Linked DNA regions of Homo sapiens: region 1 is linked to region 2. A link is a contact called in ENCODE Hi-C or POLR2A ChIA-PET data. All regions are on one chromosome and are shown on one strand. The core of a region is the stretch at or near the end of the contact, and the rest is flanking DNA. Distances in the headings are between cores, read along the strand shown.

Region 1 (2,700 bases), core at 117-2,616, 39 kb before region 2:
TTGTGGATTGCAGTAGGCATCAGTACTTCATTCCTTTGTATGCTTCTCTGTGTCTTCACGTGGTCTTCCCTCTGTACATGTTTGTGTCCAAATTTCTTGTTCTTAGAAGGACACCAGTTATACTGGATTAGGGCCCACCCTAATGATCTCATTTTAACTTAATTACCTTTTTAAAGGCCCTGTTTCCAAATGCAGCCACAGTTTGAGATACTGGGGGTTAGGCTTTCAACATCAATTTGGGAGATAGGACACCAATTTAGCCTATAATACCTGCTATCAGAGAAAGTCCAGAAGCACCTAAATCTAAAACTAAGTCCCCTTTTTCCTTTCATCCACCTGTCCTGATCTTGTACTGCCCTCTTCCATTCCCATGGCCACAGGACATGGATTTCTTTCGCCCCTTGTCTACCAAAGAATAGATAAACCTCCTAGCTTCCCTCAGATTTCTTTAGCCCTCAAAGATGCTCATGGCCTTCTGAACACTTCTATAGGTTTAAAGAATAGGGCAGTAAACATCCTTTCCCTCTTGCGGAACTTAGATCTTATTAGGAGGGACAAAGTCCCACTGGGAGGTTATTGTATATACAACAGGCCAAAGAAAGATGTACCCAGTTTATTGGGAACAATAGTAACTAACAGTAACATAGAACTTTACCACCAAAACTACATATACATATATCATCACTTTTGATCCCCATGGTAGTTTGTGAGAAAAATAGGACATCCGCAGTTTACAAATAAAGAATCTGAGCTTTAGAGTGTTTCCATGATTTGTCCATGGTTGTTAAGTTAGGTTATACAGTGAGAAAGATCCAGGGCTCTGATTCAGACCCAGGGGTTCTTGGCTCCTAATATTGATCAGATATATTGAGCTGCTGCCTCCCTATTTTAAACAAAAGTGAAGAGGTGGCATTTTTGATTCAGAAAAGGCAAGTGAGCCGGCGAGTGTACTTGCCAGAGAAGTGAAGAACAGATCTGGCCCCGGGAAAAGGGAGGGAAAAGCAAAGCGAGTGGGCTTCAATAATCAGGAAACACCGAGCTCCAACCGTGAGGGGAAAAGGCAGGCTTCTCCTCTCCCCACCTCTGCTGGCCTGAGGGTCACCAGACAAAAATTGGAAGTACTAGCTTAAGGGGAAGGGAGAGAAGAACGGCACGCAGAGGTGCCTAGGCTTCCTCCAAACCAAGTTTCCAAAAGGAAAGAGGGCAGAAACTATCCAAAGACATGGCTGCTGTCTTGCTAACCCCATGACCACAAGGGAGCAGGCTTGGAGCGCTGTTTCAGGCATTCCCCCAGGATTCTTCTTAATTTGCAGCCTGTGTGTGTCAAGCCTGGGTCTGCTTGCAGCCTGTTTACAGAAGAAATGGTCTGAGGAAGATAAACCTAAGGAGAAATCCTCACATCAAAATATTTTGTGTTGAAAGAAATTGCACAACCCTTCCCCCTGTCCTCCGGAAAGGCTTTTTATTTTCTAAAGGGCATGTTGCTTAAATGGCTCCAACCAAGGCTGCACAGAGCTCTTCAAAGGCCTTCTCTGGCTGCCCTTGGGAGACGGTGCCAAAACACATTAGATTTTGAAGCTCTAATTTGAAAAAATGTTTCTAATTCAGATCTCAGTTTCCTTTAGTAAATTTCATAGTATTATTTCTCATTATACCTCCTCTTGGCACTATATATAATCCTATCCTTCTTTTTACCCTTCAGCTGGCAGTCAAGAGGTATTGCATCTATCCAATTCATCACTTAGCTAAGACATGTAAAGCATATTGAGTTATTTTAGCCACTTTCTTCAGGCTTAAGTTCTTAATATGATCACTTTATCGTCCTCAGCACTCTTCTGGCAAACGATCTCAAAATTGCGAGGAATTTTAAAGATCGCTTTAGTCCAGCCACCCAATTGATATCTAAATCCCATCTACCCAGCAGACCAGTGAAACAAACTCCATGGTTACTCAGGCTTCAGGTAACTCAATACTTTGTGAACTGACCCTTTATTTATTTGAGGAGCAGAAGTATATTTTCTTATACTTCTTTCTTCTGGTGGGGAAAAAAACATCTGTTACTTCCAACCATTGTTCCGTGCTCTGAAGTTGAAACAGAAGTCTATGGTTTACAGATATAGCCAATCAAATATTAAAAATAACATTCAAATTCATTGAATATCCCAAGACGCTAGCTAAAATTAGGTAGTAAGTATGTGCGTTAGTTTTAACTATGAATTAAGCCATTTGTTTACTTATCTATTCATCAACTTGACTGGAAAGCACAAAGAAAACATCAAGGTGTTATTTCCTGAAAGTACTCCATTCTTCCCAATGCCTTCTTTTGGTCACTGCCTTACTTGTTCAAGGAGAGCCCTTACTTTCTCTATCATTTACCTATAATATTTTTTTAAATCCCTACTAGGTGGTTGGTAAGAAATATAATGTGAATTTGGACTAATAAGTGAATATGGACTAATTTGGGCTAATAAGTGAATATAACAGAGTGACTTAGCCTTTTCTGATATTATTATATTTTATCAGAGACCTTCAATATTTAACATAAGTACATGATGTTGCAAGCATCAGGTGACCTAGAAGTTTGAAAGGAGTGAGACTTTGAGTCTGGAAAGTGCTTTTGACCTTTTTAAAAGTAAACTTTATTTGTCTAGCCTAGAGCCAGTGCTGGAAAATACTAGTAATATGTCTCCGGTCCTAGAA
Region 2 (2,700 bases), core at 110-2,609:
ACCTATCTACTGCAAGTTATTTCATTTAAGCTTGTTTCCACATTTCTGTAACGGGGCTCATAATATCGACCTGACAGAATCCATGTATGATTTAACTGACAATACTTGAAAAGTCCTTAACCTAATAGTACCTGGGTAAATAAAGATAAATGAATATTCACAATTCTTACTCTTACCAGGTTTTTAACAGGAGAGATTTGATTTTCCAAAATTGATTCTCCTCCTATTTTCATCTTGTCTAAAAAATTTAAAGGAAATATTTGGGCCAAAACCAGCCAGAAAATTGCTTCAGTTAGGACAATTTTGCCTAGCAGAGTAGAATTATGGTCACTATATTGAACAACTATGACTTACACAAAATCAGAGATAGACGAGGCTTCCCGTGCAGCCACTCCTGGGGTGACTGGAGTATGAAAGGATATTTGCACTTGCCTCATGGGTGCACCAAGTGTGATTAATGACACGTATTACATCAGTCCCACAAAAAAGTTCATTTTTTATAGTCACACTTTTAGATTTATATGAGAGTTTTCTATCTTATGTTTTTTAGAATCTCTTTCCACCATCTTCTGAAAGACGGTTTAATTCATGTTCATTTAGCCCACACTCTTTGTCTTCTATAGAGAGCTTTTTTGAAAGAGGGGAAAAGGAATTAAAGAAGTGGAAAAAATATGGCTGGTTGCGGTGGCTCACGCCTGTAATCCCAGCACTTTGGGAGGTCAAGGCAGGTGGATCACCTGAGGTCAGGAGTTCCAGACCAGCCTGGCCAACATGGCAAAACCCCATCACTACTAAAAATGCAAAAATTAGCCGGGCGTGATGGTGCACACCTGTAATCCCAACTACCCAGGAGGCTGAGGCAGAAGAATCCGTTAAACCCAGGGGGCAGAGGTTGCAGTGAGCCCAGATCGTACCACTTCACTCCAGCCTGGGTAAAACAGCAAGATTCTGTCTCAAAAAAAAAAAAAAAAAGTGGAAAAAATAACAAATAGAGAAAGAGCTTTGCTATATGCAGCCTTCAGCACTTAGGTTATTTCTCAGATTTACATAAAGACTTACTATCATCTTGACTGCAATCATGTAGAAAATGAACGGGTATAAAGTACATGAGGACAATTTAATAAAACCAGCTTTCTTTTCTTATAAAATCTCTGACGAAAGGAATCATTAGACAGAGACTTGCCTTGTATTTACCCAGGTCATGAGGCATGTCAGTGTGGTGATGTGCCTTTGGCAAGAAGTCCTTAATTAGAAATTCCTCGAGAGCTGCTCCCTGCAGGTGCTTCCTATGACACAAAGACAAAATAATTTACTAGGGAAGCCCTTACTAACGACCCAACATCCAGACACAGGTGAGGGAGAAGAAATTTCCTGACAGCCGAAGAGCAACAAGTATCATGATGGGGTGCTGGATTTTGAATGAGGGTCTCTCCACCATATTAGTAGTAAGTATCATTTTTGTTATTCAACTTTAAATATATAGATTGAATAGTCTTTGATTTTTAGGAAAACTTGTATAGGAACGCTAAATAGCTTGAAGTATTACTCTAGTTAAAAGACTAAAACTTGTTAGAAAACATTCAGTAGATGTATTTAATTTCCCCTTATAGAATCATGCAAAGTTGTTTTCCGATTGAGCTCATTTTTAATTATTTTTAAAGTCAAGTAGTTTGTTTTTGCATAATGTATGAGTGTTTCTCTAAATCAAATGAAGTCTTTGAATTAGACTATGAAATTGGAACTTTTCTAGAGAACTCTCGGAGTTGTTTTTAAAGATTTCTTCCTTCTTGACATCATTGTCAAGCAACGTTGATTAAGAAGGTTTTGTAGTTTCATTAAATCACTTAAAGTTGACTCATATGTGTTTAAAATCTTTTTAATAAAGGTAATAATGTATTACCATCATAATCCTATTAAAAACTAATCTATGAGAAATAAATATGTGGAGTAATTCTGATTAATATTGAGAAGCTCTTCATTCCACTTTAAAAGAAGAACCCCAAGTGATTTTGAATAGAGAAAAAGCTTGAAGGTAGTAATCATTGGTTCTCTTTCCTTTCTACTCTAGCTCTCATGGCTGGGAATAAATTTTTATCTGTTTATTGACACGTTCTACTGGTATGAAGAGGAGGAGTCTTTCCATTACACACGAGTTATTTTGGGTGTAAGTACAGTTTATGATTAAACATTATTTTTTCAGAAAACAAAATGCATTTTATTTTCCCTGGATCCTTGTTTTCCCTGAATCTCTTTTTTATGTCTTTACATGTGGACAGTCAACACTGGCTTGGGCACGAGCATCCGCACTGTGCCTGAATTTTAACTGCATGCTAATTCTAATACCTGTCAGTCGAAACCTTATTTCATTCATAAGAGGAACAAGTATTGTAAGTACTAAAATATCTGAAATAATCTCAACTGTTACGACTTCCTCATATAAGTGCCATTGAAAAAAAATGTACTTTATTATGAAATTCTCAGTAATTCTGTTTAAACTTGGGTTTCTTTGTTAGAGATAACAGAAAGGCTAAGACAGAAAAACGGTAATCAGTACATCTATCTGATTTGGCTTTGGCTGTTGCCATTGATTTCCTACATGACACTCAACTCATTGCTAAACAGTTTCCTGATATATTTGCCCCATGAAGATGGAAGCATTATAATAGCTGGAACCATCATTGTTTCTGACTGAAAGAAGAC

Evidence for each region. A loop is a pair of places that touch in the nucleus more often than their neighbours do. ChIA-PET counts read pairs that join two places held with the same protein, here RNA polymerase II (POLR2A). Pooled maps may share reads with other maps.
Region 1: a loop to region 2 is called in a map of PC-3, with 2.9 times the contacts of the local background. The contact joins the enhancer-like site here to the promoter of NOX3 in region 2. A Hi-C loop is called at or near these places in 4 of 168 maps with a recorded cell type or tissue (HepG2, PC-3 and mammary epithelial cell) and 4 of 50 pooled maps. POLR2A ChIA-PET finds 5 or more read pairs at or near these places in 5 of 52 experiments (BJ, HepG2, OCI-LY7 and 2 more).

What each region holds. Positions count from the first base shown.
Region 1 is chr6:155,493,882-155,496,581 of GRCh38, reverse strand. No RefSeq gene overlaps it. Among named protein-coding and RNA genes, the nearest start is that of NOX3, 39 kb to the right of the region's middle. Within about 2 kb of position 1,366, at least 10 of the 41 ENCODE cell types and tissues checked have a DNase peak (open chromatin) inside an H3K27ac peak, as active enhancers do.
Region 2 is chr6:155,454,498-155,457,197 of GRCh38, reverse strand. NOX3 (NADPH oxidase 3) reads left to right here and starts at 1,359. Exons shown (of 14, transcript NM_015718.3): 1 at 1,359-1,445; 2 at 2,069-2,164; 3 at 2,277-2,387. The coding sequence starts at 1,398.